2 separate regions of the Homo sapiens genome follow, and region 2 is linked to region 1. A link is an interaction called in ENCODE POLR2A ChIA-PET data of the cell type or tissue named here. Cell type or tissue: A673. All regions are shown on one strand. Links, peaks and the distances in the headings refer to the core of each region. The heading gives the core; the rest is flanking DNA.

The links. ChIA-PET counts read pairs that join two places held together with the same protein. Peaks named below come from ENCODE experiments on the same cell type or tissue, not always from the same donor. Only the 100,000 strongest peaks of a DNase experiment are listed, where the experiment ranks them.
Region 2: POLR2A ChIA-PET joins it to region 1 with 10 read pairs; 5 of 35 experiments call an interaction of 5 or more read pairs at or near these places.

The regions. Positions count from the first base shown.
Region 1 is chr1:8,166,395-8,174,728 of GRCh38, reverse strand. No RefSeq gene overlaps it. Among named protein-coding and RNA genes, the nearest start is that of LINC01714, 38 kb to the left of the region's middle. RefSeq lists enhancers at 1,143-1,673, 7,107-7,780. In A673, for the core only: no CTCF peak of the experiment used is centred there; DNase peaks (open chromatin) are centred at 188, 4,808 and 5,288; H3K27ac peaks cover 1,504 bases.
Region 2 is chr1:7,987,245-7,995,578 of GRCh38, reverse strand. No RefSeq gene overlaps it. Among named protein-coding and RNA genes, the nearest start is that of PARK7, 30 kb to the right of the region's middle. RefSeq lists enhancers at 3,211-3,741, 6,810-6,869. In A673, for the core only: no CTCF peak of the experiment used is centred there; no DNase peak of the experiment used is centred there.

The DNA of each region.
Region 1 (8,334 bases), core at 136-8,135:
AAAAACTTGGAAAGCAAGTGGTCACCTAAGGACAAGGAAAATTTAGATTCGTGCAAGAAGTGATACTTGAAAGAGAGAGAAGATTTTTACAGACAAACTGGCAGCAGACATCCCAGATAGAACACCACCCCTGGTGTTGGCAAGCACACAGAGGCTCGGCAGGGCGAGGCCCTTGGGAAGCACTTGCTGTTAGCCTCCCTGACGTCATTCTTGTTTCTGGCATTGAGGCCTAATGTTGCCAACAAGATTAACTTTGTTGAGCACATGGATCAGGCAAAATACTGCTTTTTGGCATCTCTCAGAGAGCCAAGTATTGGTATAGTTTGTACAGTAGTTGGTTGCTACATGTATGCTACTCTGACTGAATTCTTTTTTTTTTTTTTTTGAGATGGAGTCTCGCTCTGTCACCCAGGCTGGAGTGTAGTGGCACGATCTTGGCTCATGGCAACCCTGCCTCCCAGGTTCTAGCGATTTTCCTGCCTCACCCTCCCAAGTAGCTGGGATTACAGGCTTGCAGCACCGTGCCTGGCTAATTTTTATATTTTTAGTAGAGACAGGGTTTCACCATGTTGGCCAGGCTGGTCTTGAACTCCTGGACTCAAGTGATCTGCTTGCCTCAGCCTCCCAAAGTTCTGGGATTACAGGCATGAGCCACCATGCCCGGCCACTCTGACTGAATTGTATGATTGGTTAAGCAGAATATCTAAAAATCAGATCTGTTTTTTTTTCCTCTGGTTGTACTTGAACTAAATTTATATGCCAAGTTTATGGGGTTGAATTTTCAGTTATGTTTGTTAATATGAGTATGTGCACGTATGTGTGCAGGATGAGGACATTTGCATGGAACTGGCTCAAAAAATACTACCAGTTTTGATAAGCGTGTGGAATTAGTGAATGTTGTGATTTGCAACAAAATATTTAAGAACAGTAGAGTCCTAAAATCCAGCACAGCCGGGCACGGTGGCTCACGCCTGTAATCCCAGCAATTTGGGAGGCTGAGGTGGGCGGATCACTTGAGGTCAGGAGTTCGAGACCAGCCTGGCCAACATGGTGAAACCCTGTCTCTATTAAAAACACAAAAATTGGCCGGGCGCGGTGGCTCACGCCTGTAATTCCAGCACCTTGGGAGGCTGAGGCCGGCGGATCACGAGGTCAGGAGATGGAGACCATCCTGGCTAACATGGTGAAACCCCGTCTGCACTGAAAATACAAAAAATTAGCCAGGCGTGGTGGCAGGCGCCCGTAGTCCCAGCTACTCAGGAGGCTGAGGAAGGAGAATGGTGTGAACCTGGGAGGCGGAGCTTGCAGTGAGCCGAGATTGTGCCACTGCACTCCAGCCTGGGTGACAGAGTGAGGCTCCGTCTCAAAAAAAAAAAAAAAAAATTAGCTGGGCGTGGTGCCATGTGCCTGCAATCTGAGCTGCTCGGGAGGCTGAGGCAGGAGAATCGCCTGAACCTGGAAGGCGGAGGTTGCAGGGAGCTGAGATCACGCCATTGCACTCCAGCCTGGGCAACAGACCGAGACTCCATCTCAAAAAAAAAAAAGATTCACTACAATTAGGATTTGCAGTTGGTTGGTTAACTAAAAATTTTGGTTAAAGTAAGCAATCATAAAAACTAAAAGGCTGGTCAGGCCCAGTGGCTCATGCCTGTAATCCTAGCACTATGGGAGGCCAAGGTGGGCAGATTGCCTAAGCTCAGGAGTTTGAAACCAGCCTGGGCAATATGGGAACACCCCATCTCTACAAAAAAACACACAAAAATTGGCTGGGCGTGGTGGTTGCATGCCTGTAGTTCCAGCTACTTTTGGGGGCTGATTCAGGAGAATCTCTTGAGCCCAGGAGGTGGAGGTTGCAGTGATCTGAGATTGTGCCACTGCACTACTGCCTGAGTGACAAAGTGAGACCTGTCTCAAAAAAAAAAAAAAAAAAAAAAAGTAAAAAAAGTGGTGGTGCTCGCCTGTAATCCCAGCATTTAGGAAGGCTGAGGTGGGAGGATCACTTGAGCCCAGGAGTTCAAGGCTGCAGTGAGCTGTGATTGGGCCATTGTGCTCCAGCCTGAGCAACAGAGCTCAACCCTGTCTCAAAATAAATAAATAAATAATAAATTTTTAAAAGTAAAAAGTGAAAGATACAGCCCTGGACATTTGATCGTAACTTCAAGCGTATCAGTGTCTTCATCCAGCATTTGCCTGGATACACAGCCAAGCAAAGCTTTTTCTTCACACCTGGGTCTGCTCACCTGGAGGGGAGTGCTTTCAGCATAGATCCTTAATGCTGCGTCGTCTGTAGGGTCCGCAATGATTCTACACTAGATCTTCGACAGGCCTTTTCTTGTTATCTGGCTCCTGCAGACCTCCCGACACCCGCCTCTTGCTACCCCTACTCCAGAGACATTGACTTTCCCTCCAGAAACATGCCAGGCTCATTTCATTTCCGCCTCAGGCCCTTTGCACAAGCTGTTGCCCCTGCCTAGAAGGCTCTATCTTACATCTTTATGTGGCTGGATTCTTCTGTCATTCGGATCATACTTTGAGCGACGGAGAGATACCTCTGCCTTTCGTCTAAAGTAACTGTACCCTGCAAGATCTAGCTATTTGCCAGTCTGCCTTTCATCTCTAGAATGTAGTGGAGCAGGAACTGAAAGGGTCTTGTTTGCTGCTCCGGCATCCAGAGCAGAGCATGTATTGGGTGCTCAATAAATATCAGCAAATGATGAACAAATGTTGAGAGGAGAGAGGGATAAAGATGTTTGAGAATGGCTCATCGCATGTGATACGCCATGTGATCTGCCTATATTTGTCATCAAAGCCTTTGAGTCAGAGTTGTGCTTCTTTTAGGTGTATCACTGTGCAAAAATCAAGTTTTATCCAAGTTACATTTTATTTAGAATTTTTGTAATCTAGAAAGCTACTGATCTCCATAGATGTTGGAGTGCAAACAGTTTCTCCAAATTCTTATGATCTGCACTTGAGATTAATTAGGATTCTTTTGTTTACCTGCTGGGAAGCCCAAGATTATATGAATTTCTTTTAAAATTTTAAAATTATTTTTTACAGAGACTGGGTCTCCCTATGTGGTCCAGGCTGGTCTCAAACTCCTGGGCTCAAGCGATCCCCCTGCCTCAGCCTCCCAAAGTGCTGGGATTACAGGTGTGTGCCACCGTGCCTGGCCTTATGTAAATTCTAAAAACCTAAATATCCTTCTTTACAGATTCCTAAGCCATTGATCCCCAGCTGTCCCACCTCTCTAGGGTTTCTCCTGCAGCTTTCTTGCCCTCTTCACCTTCCATGTCCAGGAGCCTCAAGTTTGCCACCATTACAGGAGTCTTTAAAAACGTAGATATCGGCCGCAGTGGCTCACACCGGTAATCCCAGCACTTTGGGAAGCCGAGGCGGGTGGATCACCCGAGGTCAAGAGTTTGAGACCAGCCTGGGCCGGGTGTGGTGGTTCACACCTGTAATCCCAGCACTTTGGGAGGCCGTGGTGGATGGATCATGAGGTCAGGAGATCGAGACCATCCTGGCTAACACAGTGAAACTCCGTCTCTACTAAATATACAAAAAAAATTAGCAGGGCATGGTGGCAGTTGCCTGTAGTCCCAGCTACTCGGGAGGCTGAGGCAGGAGAATGGCGTGAACCTGGGAGGCGGAGCTTGCAGTGAGCCAAGATCACACCACTGCACTCCAGCCTGGGCAACAGAGCAAGACTCTGTCTCAAAAAAAAAAAAAGAGTTTGAGACCAGCCTGGCCAACATGGTGAAACCCTGTCTCTACTAAAAATACAAAAATTAGCTGGGCGTGGTGTTGGTCACCTGTAATCCCAGCTACTCGGGAGGCTGAGGCAGGAGAATCACGTGAACCTGGGAGGCAGAGGTTGCAGTGAACCATTGCACTCCAGCCTGGGCTACAGAGCAAGACTCCAACTCAAAAAAACAGCTCAATTCTGGACAGCCCCATGCCCATGCCCACCTGCACGACAGAGCACTCTCAATGGCCAGGCACTATCCTGGGGCCTTCACCTGCCCTTGCCATGTTGTCACAATTCTACAGGTGAGCATGTGGAGGCTGACTTCAGCACAGTGTCTGTCACTGGTAGACTGTGGGGCAGGGATTTGGGATTAAGCTTCTTGAGTCCCAACCGGATGCCCCTTGACCATCACTTTATGCTGCCATTACCGGGGAGGTTCAAGCGAGGACAGTGCTGAGTGTCCGAGAGTGTCCAAGCTCCTGACCCGCTCCTGCAGTGGGAAGCCCTGGTTGGGCCCCAGTGTCTCCTGACAGCTACCCTCTGGGCCTCCTGGCCTGCCTGGATCCCGCTTCTTAGAACAAAGGTGAGACTGGCCACCTGCTTGTTTGTACTCGGGACAAACTGTGTACACGGCCTGGTCCATAAAACCCCCTGAGCTCCCTGCTGTTTACCTGTCCTGTCTCCCCAGGAGGCTAATGGGAGGCGAGCTGGTCTCTGTCCTGGAGCTGCCCCTGCCCTGGCCATGCCCTGGCCGCATTTCTGGATCAATGGCCACTGACCAGAGGCCTGACTGTGCCACTGACCTACACGTTGGTGCCACTTCCCTGAGGGGCTCATATGTGGACGTTTCATGGAAGGGATAGCCCCTCCACTTTTTTGATGAAGTTGAATTTAAACAGGATGAAACTTTGGCCCTTGTCACTTTTTTTTTTTTTTTTAATGTTTTTAATTAAATTGCCTGGGTCACTGACACCCTGGAGAGACTAGGAAATGCAGCGTTGCAGTTTGTTAATGATACACCATCTGTTTGTTCGCACTGTGTGGTCACGTGATCTTTGCTCTGCAGAACATCCTGTCTCACTGGCCTAAACCAGTTTACGGCTGAAATGCTTAGGATGAATGCCAGAAAATCTCTCTCTTTTTCTTTGTCTCTCTCTCTCTTCCCTCTCCTTTTTCCCTCCCTCTCCCTTTCTTTCCCTTACCCATTTTAAGATCGGCTATTAACCCCAAACTTGTTGGCAGAATTTGTATTAACTATTTATGACACTTCATCACCCGGTTCCATTGCAGTATTGTAGCCTGACTTCTGAGCCAGTAAGGTGGCCATAGCTCAGACAAATGGGGGAAATTTCAGGGTCGGGGTGGGGAAAGCCCATGACAGCTGGCCTTTGAGGGCAGCATCACCCAGCCACAGCTCAAGGGGAAGCGTGGACCCCCCAGGGCAGTGGAGGGTGAAACCAGGGAGCCCCTTCTGACCCATCACCAATGGTCTCATTGTGACTCATTTTCTTTACCCCTACAATTCATGATCATTGACTCATCTCACATGATAATTAGATTAAATCCATGAAGAGTGCTGCATCCTAGGTATTTTGTTGTTGCTGTTGTTGCGGCCCAGGCTGGAGTGCAGTGGCGCGATCTTGGCTAGCTGCAAACTTCACCTCCCAGGTTCAAGTGATGCTCCTGCCCTAGCCTCCTGAGTAGCTAGTATTACAGACACCTGCTACCATGTCCAGCTAATTTTTGTATTTTTAGTAGAGGTGGGGTTTTACCATGTTGGCCAGGCTGGTGTCAAACTCTTGACCTCAAGTGATCCCCCTGCCTCGGCCTCCCAAAGTGCTGGGATTACAGGCATGAGCCACCATGCCCGGCCCATCCTAGGTTTTTCTTGTTTTTTATTTTTTTGAGACGGAGTTTTACTCTTATTGGCCGGGCTGGAGTGCAGTGGTGTGATCTTGGCTCACTGCAACCTCTGCCTCCCAGGTTCAAGTGATTCTCCCCACTCAGCCTCCCAAATAGCTGGGATTACAGGCATGTGCCACCACACCCGGCTCATTTTTGTTTTTGTTTTTGTTTGAGATGGAGTCTCACTCTGTTGCCCAGGGTGGAGTACAGTGGGGCCATCTCGGCTCACTGCAACCTCCGCCTCCCAGATTGAAGCAATTCTCCTGCCTCAGCCTCCCAAGTAGCTGGGATTACAGGCGTGCACCACCATATCCAGCTAATTTTTAGTAGAGACGGGGTTTCACCATGTTGGTCAGGCTGGTCTCAAACTCCTGAGCTCTTGATCCGCCCGCCTTGGCCTCCCAAAGTGCTGGGATTACAGGCGTGAGCCACTGTGCCCGGTATAATTTTTGTATTTTTAGTAGAGACAGGGTTTCTCCACGTTGGTCAGGCTGGTCTTGAGCTCCTGACCTCGTGATCTGCCTGCCTCGGCCTCCCAAAATGCTGGGATTACAGGCATGAGCCACTGCGCCCAGCCCATCCTAGGTATTTTTAAGAGCTGTAAGTTTTATTCGTTTTCAAGAAAACTGGGCCTCAAAAGGAAAAATAACAGAGGCCCAGATGCTGACCCTCTGGTGGAAAATGCCATGGCTCGTTGAACCCCTTTCTCACAATGGAAACTGGAATCCATGTGGCAGAAGATGGATGGCTGCGAAAGATGATTTAGACAATGTTCAGGAGTCCAGCAGCTCCAAGGTATTGCAGTGCCCACAGACACTCACGGTGTAGCTTGACTCTGCTACACCTCAGTCATGTCCTCAGTCATTCCTTCATGAATAAGGTGACCAGTCACCACAGGAAGGGCATGTCCTGTGAGTGGCCTTCTGAAGGGACAGGATGTGACTGGAGCCACAGAGGAGGTTGTGGTTGGGGTACAAGGAGATGGCTCAGCCACCAAGCTGGGGATGCTCACACACGCAGGGTCTCAGCATGGCAGGCAGGGGCTGCTGTCAACAGGGTCCCCATCTGCATGCAGCCCCGGTCTCTTCCAATGACTAGAAGCTCCCAGGGCTGTCCTGTTCTTCCCTTCTGTCAGATTTCACTTTCTGGTTGTAATTTGGGAAGGGCTTGTCCACACATTATCTGATTCTGTCTTTTTTTTTTTTTAGACAGAGTCTCGCTGTGTCACCCAGGCTGGAGTGCAGTGGTACCATCGGGGTTCACTGCAGCCTCCACCTCCCAGGTTCAAGTGATTCTCCCGCCTCAGCCTCCTGAGTATCTGGGACTACAGGTGTCTGCCACCACGCCCAGCTAATTTTTGTATTTTTAGTAGAGACGAGCTTTCACCATGTTGGCCAGGCTGGTCTCAAACGCCTGGCCTCAGGCAATCCACCCACCTCGGCCTCCCAAAGTGCTGAGATTACAGGCGTGAGCCACCACTCACATCCGATTTCATCACTTACTTGAGACCCTGATAAAGTTTAAGGTGTGTGTGTGTGTGTGTGTGTGTGTGTGTGTGTGTGTGCTTACAACAGTAGAGACTTTTTTTTTTTTTTTAGGGGAACTGGCCCATATGGATGACTCATCTCTAGGTGTTTCACACTCTAAGCTTATGAAATGCTTCTCCAATCAGCTAAGAACCAATGGCCCAGAACTTTATCAACTTCTGATAGGAGTTTGCAGCCCACAAAACCCAGCTCAGCACACTCCCTGCAGAGAAAACATCTGCACCTGGGCTTCTTGGCCCAGAAAAAGGTGATGTAGCCACTTCAGAGTAAAGTGTAGCCATTGTTCCTCCTCCCCCTCTGTCATCGTCAGGATGGACCGCCTGCTGGGGGCCCTTACTGGGATATTGTTTCTCTGATTTATCTTTTAGCTTCAAGTAAAATAGCAATAAGCGATGCTAATCACAAGCATTTTCCTGAAATTCAGTCCATGCCTTAATGCTGAAACCACGCTGGTAAATTAACTCGCACTGGCACTAAAATGATTCATGTCATTACTTCTAAAGAGTGAGACAATGAAAGTTACCAAAAACAGTGTGATCTCCAGCAATAAAGGGATGTGGGGTGCTTTTTTATTTTATATATATAAATAATGATTTAAATAGAGATGGGGTTTCACCATTTTCCCAGGCTTGTCTCAAACTCCTGGACTCAAGTAATCCACCCTCCTCAGTCTCCCAGAGTGTTGGGATTACAGTCATAAGCCACAACGCCCAGGCGTGGAGTGCTTTTCAATCTCTAGTCCAGCTTCATGGGTGAGCACTTGGACGTGCATAAGATAGACAGGGTGACACCGTCACCCCCTTCTCAAAGGTGGCTCTTTGGACAAGAACATAATTCCCTCTGAGAAGCCTTGGCCATTGCTACACTGGAGTCCTGCCAAAAACACACCAGCTGTCTTTTTCCTTTTCTCTCACTTGGGCACCAGAATTGGATCATCGTGTGATCCAAAAAGAGCAGGGATATGTTACTGCTGGATTCACTTCAAAGAAACATAAGACACAGAGCGAGAAATCCAGATTCACCCAAGAACTATAATAAAATGCTCAATAATGGAATATCTCCCTGGAGAGGGAGATTGAGTAATGGTTACTCTTGAAGCAGTTTTACCCCTGGAAGAAAAGCTGAGTGGGATCG
Region 2 (8,334 bases), core at 149-8,148, 180 kb after region 1:
CAGGCTGGAGGGCAGAAGAAAGGTCAGAGAGACTTGAAGGGGATCCGGACAGGCCACCACAGAATATGCGACTTTGACATAAAGATTATTTTGAGCTGAAGGCAATTGAGAATCAACAGATCCAGAAAGAGTTCTCTGCCCTCCCCCTTTTTGCCTAAAAGCAGGTCATAAATTTGATCACACCAGTGTACTCCAGCCTGCGTGACAGAGGAAGACCCTGTCTCTTAAAAAAGTAAATAAGTAAATAAAAGTATCTGTATTTCTATATACCAGCAACAATCAGAAAACAATTTAAAAAAGGAATTAACAATGAAAAAGAAAGGAAGGAAGGAGGGAAGGGAGGGAGGGAGGGAGGAAAGAAAGAAAAAGGAGAAAGAAGGAAAGAAGGAAGGAGGGAGGGAGGGAGGGAAGGAAGGAGAGAGAGAGAAAGAGAAAGGAAGAAAGAGAGAGAGAGAAAGAGAAAGAAAGAGAGAGAGAGAAAGAGAAAGAAAGAAAGAGAAAGAAGGAAAAGGAAAAAAAGAGAAAAAGAAAAGGAAAGGAAAGGGAGAGAGAGAAAGAAAAGGAAAGAGAGAAAAAGAAAGAAAGGGAGAGAGAAAGAAAGAAAAAGAAAGAAAAGAGAAAGAAAGAGAAGAGAGAAAGAAGAAAGAAAAAAAGACAGACCTAATAATACCAACAATAAATCCAAAAGATGTGTAAACGCTTAATGGGGAAATTACAAAACTTTATTGAAAAACATTAAAGTTGGCTTATGCGTGGGTCAACCATAGTGGCTCACGCCTGTAATCCCAGCACTTTGGGTGGCTGAGGCAAGTGGATCACTTGAGGCCAGGAATTCAAGACCAGCCTGGTCAACATGATGAAACCCCATCTCTATTAAAAATACAAAAGAATTAGCCAGGCATGGTGGCACATGCCTGTAATCCCAGTTACATGGGAGGCTGAGGTGGGATAATCGCTTGAACTCGGGAGGTGGAGGTTACAGTGAGCTGAGATCGCGCCATTGCACTCCAGTCTGGGAGACAGAGTGAGACTCTGTTTCAAAAAAAAAAAAAAACAAATCATATCAGCAGCAACAACAAAAACCCGATTCAAAACTGGGCAAAGTGCACACTTCAGTAGCACATATACTAAAAATGGAACAACACAGATTATTAGCATGGCCCCTGGAAAAAAAAATTTAATGGGCAAAGCACTTGAATAGACATATCTAAGATGTACAAATGGCCAATAAGCAGATGAAAAGATGCTCCACATCATTAGTCATTAGGAAAATGCAAACCAAAACCACAATGAGAATGACCATATGATTCAGCAATTCCACTTCTGCGTGTATACCCCAAAGAATCGAAAGCAGGGTCCGGAAGAGCTGTGGACACCATGTTAACAGCAGCATTATTCACAATAGCTAAGAGGTGGAAGTAACCCAAGAATCTATAAAGGGATGAAAGGATAAGCAAAATGTGGAACATACATACACTTAAATTTTATTCAGCCTTAAAAAGGAAGGAAATTATGGGCTAGGGGCAGTGGCTCACGCCTGTAATCCCAGCACTTTCAGAGGCCAAGGCGGGCGGATCATTTGATGTCAGGAGTTTGAGGCCAGCCTGAAGAACACAGCGAAACCCCGTCTGTACAAAAAATACAAAAATCAGCCTGGTGTGGTTGCGCGCGCCTGTGATCCCAGCTACTTGGGAGCTGAGGCAGGAGAATCGCTTGAACCTGGGAGGCGGAGGTTGCGGTGAGCCAAGATCACACCACCGCACTCTAGCCTGGGCAACAGAGCGAGACTCGGTCTCAAAAAAAAAAGGAAGGAAATTCTAACACATGCCACAACATGGACGTTGAGGATGATTTGCTAAGTAAAATAAGCCAGTCACAGAAAGACAAATACTATGTGATTCCACGGAGAGGAGGTACTGAGGGTACTCTCATTCACAGAGAGAGAAGGTGGAATGGTGGTTGCCAGGGGCTAGGGGTAGGGGGAAGGAAAGTTAGTGTTTACTGGATACAGAGTCTCAGTTTTACAAGATGAAAAAGAGTTCGGGAGATGGATGGTGCTGATGCTTGCACAACGGGATGAATGTATCTAATACCACCGAACCGTATACTTAAAATGGTTAGGATGGTACATTTCATGTTGTATGTATTTTACTGCAATAAAAAAATTTAATGGGGGAAATCCATTAATAGAGGAATGCCCAGGAGTTTGAGACCAGCCTGGACAACATAGTGAGACCCCATCTCTACAAAAAAATACAAAAAAATTAGCTGGGTGTGGTGGCATGTGCCTGCAGTGCCAGGTACCTGTAGTTCCAGCTACTGGGGGTGAAGGGGCGGGCAGCTGAGGTGAAAGAATGGCTTGAGCCCAGGAGGTGGAGGCTGCAGTGAGTCTTAATCGCACCATTATTCTCCAGCCTAGGTGACAGAACAAGACTCAGTCTCAAAAAAAAAAAAAAAAAGGTTAAATTACAGTGTGGTTATACTATAACATTCTGTTCAACCATTACATAAACAAAGTGGACTTGAACATGAGCAGATTTCTAAGACATACTGTTTCAAAAAATTCAATTTGCAAAACAATATACTCAATAGGATCCTATGTATTTTATTTTGTTTTTATTTATTTATTTATTTTGAGATGGAGTTTTGCTCTTGTTGCCCAGGCTGGAGTGCAATTGCGTGATCTCGGCTCACTGCAACCTCCGCCTCCCGGGTTCAAGCGATTCTCCTGTCTTAGCCTCCTGAGTAGCTGGGCTTATAGGCGCCGGACGCCAGGCCCAGCTAATTTTTGTATTTTTTTTTTTTTAGTAGAGATGCGGTTTCACCATGTTGGCCAGGCTGGTCTCGAACTCCTGACCTCAGGTGATCCACCCACCTCGGCTTCCCAAGGTGCTGGGATTACAGGCATGAGCCACTGTGCTCGGCCTTACTTTATTTTTAAAAAATTGACACAATAATGTACAATCTCTGTGTATGTATAAAACATAATGTGTGTGGATGTGTGTGTAGAGTTACATATTTGTAAATTCCTAGAAAACAGACTGTAAGCGAGACCTCAAAGTGGGACTTTGGGGAAAGGAAGAGGAGGTAGGGGAGGGAGGGCGGGACAGAGAACTTTCAAGTCTTGCTTTATGTATTCATGTATCATTTGAGTCTTTCCCAATGAACAGGTATTGGTGTATTTGTTGTATAATTACATTTTTAAGTGCTTTAAGACCCAGGTGGCGCTGAGCTAGATGCCTCATGGACTAATGACATGGTATTATCCACCATCCGGAGATAATTTACTCTTTCATAAGTGTGCTGAGTGGCTGGCATTCCTCAATAAGGGATGTAGAAGCATAAGCAAGTATTAGAAAAGAGGATGATCTCACTCTTGCCTGTGACCTTTGTAAGTTTTATTCTTGCACTGATTTACTGCTGAAGCCCAAATTTGAGGCCTGACCATCCTTTTATTACCATCATCCTTTAACTTGCCCCCGGCTGTCAAGTTATCTGTAACAAAGCTTCCTCCCAGTCACCCTACCTGCCTCAGCTAGTCACTCAGCAATGCAAATAGAGAGAATTCTGCATTTTGTAAGACTGACCACATAGCACAGTAGGGCCCCAGGCGCCAGGCAGGCAGGGCCTAAGACCGCCGCACAACAGATACGGAGGGCTGGAGGGAGGAATTTTCAGGACCAGGTGAATACGGGACTGTCGCCAGGCCACATTCCATCTAGGTCTAAAAAACAAGGAAACAGCCTGGAGCAGCGGCTCACTCCTGTAATCCCAGCACTTTGGGAGGCCGAGGTGGGTGGATCACCTGAGGTCAGGAGTTCAAGACCAGCCTGGCCAACATAGTGAAATCCCATCTCTACTAAAAATATAAAAATTAGCCGGGTGTGGTGGTGGGCGCCTGTAATCCCAGCTACTTGAGAGGCTGAGGCAGGAGAATCCTTTGAACCCGAGAGGCGGAGGTTGCAGTGAGCGGAGACCGCACCATTGCACTCCAGCCTGGGCGACAAGAGTGAAACTCTATCTCAAAGAAAAAAAGGAAACATAACTTTCTCTTCAGTATACTTTGTGAAATCTTATTCTCTTCTGGAAAGAAGAAATCTGAACCAAGCACACTTGTTATGGCTTACTTACCTTTGCTTGCCTTTAAAGAAAACCACTGAAGCAAAGATGTGAAATCTAAAGAGGGCAACATCTCGCTCCTGGCTGCTGTCTTCCAACACAGGCTCTCAGATTTTACCATCATCAATCCAAGTTTTGTGTCTGGAGGTTGCACCTCCATTAGCCACAATTTTGTCTTTTCTTCTTTATTTTTTAAGACAATGAACTTTCAAGTCTCATGTTATTTTTAAGCCAAGTAAAAACCTCCAGGAGCAGGCTGAATTTAAAAACAAAATACTTGCCGGGCGCGGTAGCTCACGCCTGTAATCCCGGAACTTTGGGAGGCTGAGGTGGGTGGATCACGAGATCAGGAATTTGAGACCAGCCTGGCCAACGTGGTGAAACCCCATCTCCAGGAAAAATATAAAAATTATCCGGACGTGGTGGTGCATGCCTGTAATCCCAGCTACTCAGGAGGCTGAGGGAGGAGAATCGCTTGAACCAGGGAGGTGGAGGTTGTAGTGAGCCGAGATTGTGCCACTGCACTCCAGCTTGGGCGACAAGAGCAAGACTCTATCTCAAAAAAAAAAAAAAAAAAAAAAAGAAAAGAAACCCTGAGAATGTGATCACATGCAGAATTGAAACAGCAAAGCAAAATAAAGCAGCTCTGTGAAGTAGCTGAATGTCTGAGGCCCAGCAGGTATGCAGCCCTGTGGGGAGATCCCATCTGATCAGCTGGTCCGGGACTTGTTTGGGAACCTGCAAGCTGCAAGAAGTGAAAAAGATGATGATGGTGGTGATAATGATGGTGACGGTGGTGGTGGTGGTGGTGATGCTGATGGTGATGGTGGTGGTGAGGGTGATGGTGATGGTGGTGGTGATGGTGATGATGGTAGTGGTGAGGGTGATGGTGTTGGTAGTGGTGATGGTGGTGGTGAGGGTGATGGTGAAGGTGATGCTGGTGGTGATGGTGGTGGTGGTGAAGGTGATGGTGGTGGTGATGGTGATGGTGGTGGTGAGGGTGATGCTGGTGGTGATGGTGATGGTGGTGGTGAGTGTGGTGATGGTGGTGGTGAGGGTGATGGTGAGGGTGATGCTGGTGGTGATGGTGGTGGTGGTGGTGAAGGTGATGGTGGTGGTGATGGTGATGGTGGTGAGGGTGATGCTGGTGGTAATGATGGTGGTGATGGTGGTGGTGGTGAGTGTGGTGATAGTGGTGAGGGTGATGGTGAGGGTGGTGAGGGTGATGGTGATGACGGTGGTAGTGATGGTGATGATGGTGATGGTGATGGTAATGATGGTGATAGTGATGGTGGTGGTGGTGACAACAGTGGGGATGTTGATGATGATGGAGATGGTGATAGTGATTGTGGTGGTGGTGATGGTGATGGTGGTGAATCCAGCATTCACATTCTTCCCAGTGCTAAAGACCTTCCTTAGTGCTCAGTCCCATAAGAGCCCTTGGCCCCAGCCTGGATGCCTTGGGACTCAAGCTAGGGTCTGGGAAAAGGGCCAGCTCTGGAAAGGCCTCATGCTGGAACCGTGAAGAATGTGTCCAGCCCAGATGTGAAAAGGAACAGCCCCTTCCTCTGCACTGTGCTGACAGACTCCTTGTGTGCATGGGGAAGATGCTGTAGCTAATAAACAGGGAAGAGTCTGAGAGCAGCCCAGATCCCCCCCAGCACTCCTTGAATGCCCAGGTCCCTGCTGCTGCTTCCCTCTAAAAAGGGAGGGTGTTTTCTAAAAAAAACAAGCTAATTCTACAGGAGAACTGACTGCAGGAGAACATGATGTCCTCCTCATTCCTTAGGAAACCAACACCCTAGAATATAGAGTAAGTAACCAGACTCAGATGATACAGTTGGCTACTAAAGTAAAATCATATTTTACATTTGATGTTGCAGTTACAGAAATGAATCCTATGGCATAGGCCCAGTAGGCTCTTGACCTCTAGAAAGACTTTCTTCTCTGCAATGGATGATACCAATGACCACTTTTTCTAGGGTTACTGGTCAGACAGAGTTGGAGATGCAGCACATAAATGTCCACAAACTGGTAGAAGTTCTCGAAGATATGACAAGTGAAAAAGCAGGGGCAGAAGAATGCAACCCCTCTTGGGATTCTGGATAGAAGTTGATCCTTTTGTATAAAGAGTGAAAGAAAATCGGCTGGGCACAGTGGCTCACGCCTGTCACACCCTCACCCCCAAATCAGGAGGAGCACAGTCAAGCCACCTGCCACACATCTTAATCACACATCTGAATTCTGACTCCAGGTCACTTTTCAACTGTAGATAGCACCCCTCCCACTTAAGTTCCCAATTTTTGTTTGTCCCCTCCCCGACCAGAAGTTTAGGAAGCAAGTTTGTTCAGCCTGGGAAAGAAGTGGACAGATAAGAGAGAGTGGAGGTTTTAAAAATGTTATCAACATGCCAAAAGCTAGTCATTCAAGAAGGACCAGAAAAAGCCCAAGGTTTAGATAAAGCTGGTTCCTGGAGCCCCCATCCCAAACACTGTCAGAGAAAGGGAAATGAATCTTCACTACAATGCCTGGGCTCTGATAATACTGATTTACCTTAGAGATGCTCTTTTAGAAATGCTCATCTAGAAACACCTTTTCCTGCTGCCCTGAGGGCACAAAAACTCAAAGAGCCAATTTCTTTCACTATCTCCCTTCCTGTAGATATCTCTAAAATTCCAAGGAGCTTATTCAGAGGTAAGGGATGCTGGCAAAACACCTAGCAAACTTGAGAGAGTTTACAGTTGTTCACTATTAGTAATAAGTGGTTTTCAGATCAGCAGTTTCACTTTTTGTTCTTTTTTTTTGAGACAGAATCTCACTCTGTTGCCCAGGCTGGAGTGCAGTGCTGTGATCTTGGCTCACTGCAAACTCTGCTGCCCGGGTTCAAGCGATTCTCCTGCCTCAGCCTCCCAAGTAGCTGGGATTACAGGCGTCCGCCATCACGCCCAGCTAATTTTTGTAGTTTTTAGTAGAGACAGGGTTTCACCATCTTAATCAGGCTGGTCTTGAACTCCTGAACTCGTGATCCACCCACCTTGGCCTCCCAAAGTGTTGGGATTACAGGCATTAGCCACCGCACCCAGCCTGTGACTTTCAAATAGCAGGTATCCGCCGGGCACGGTGGCTCATGCCTGTAATCCCAGCACTTTGGAAGGCTAAGGCAGACAGATCACCTGAGGTCAGGAGTTCAAGACCAGCCTGGCCAATGTGGTGAAACCCTGTCTCTACTAAATATGCAAAAATTAGCTGGGCATGGCGGCAGGCAATTGTAATCCCAGCTACTTGGGAGGCTGAGGCAGAATTGCTTGAACCTGAAAGGTGGAGGTCGTGGTGAGCTGAGATAGGGCCATTCATTGGACTTCAGCCTGGGAGACAGAGAGACTCCGTCTCAAACAAACAAAACAAATAGCAGGTATCCAGTAAACAAACAGCAGGTGTCCAGTTTTCTTTCCTTATTAAAAGTGGGCTGGGCACTGTGGCTCACGCTGCAATCCTAGCACTTGGGAGGTTGAGGTAAGAGGATCACTTGAGCCCAGGAGTTTGAGACCAGCCTGGGCAACATACTGAAACCCTATCTCTACAAAAAATAACTAGCTGGACATGGTGGTGTGTGCCTGTAGTCTCAGCTACTTGGGTGGCTAAGGCATGAGGATCGCTTGAGCTGGGGAGGACCAGGCTGCAGTGAGCCATAGTTGCGCCACCACAATCCAGCCTGGGCAACAGAGCGAGACCCTGTCTCAAAAACAAAACAAGGCCAGGCGTGGTGGCTCATGCCTGTAATCCCAGGACTGTGGGAGGCCGAGGCAGGCGGATCACTTGAGGCTATGAGTTTGAGACCAGCCTGGGTAACACAGTGAAACCTCATCTCTACAAAAAATACCAAAAATTAGCTGGGCACAGTGGTGCGTGCATGTAGTCCCAGCTACTCAGGAGGCTGAGGCAGGAGAATTGCTTGAACCCAGGAGGCAGAAGTTGCAGTGAGCCGAGATCGAGATACTGCACTCCAGCAGACTAGAGTGAGATCCTGTCTCTAAAGAAAAAAACAACAAAAGTGTATTTTACCTCAAATTCACCAATCTGAACTCTAAATTCATCCCAGCCCCTCCCCCAAGGACTCCTTCACAAACTCAAGACATTGAATCTCCACATGATCTGTGTTCAAGTCAGAAATGTGGGGGTTGTGGCCGGGCGCAGTGGCTCACACATGAAATCCCA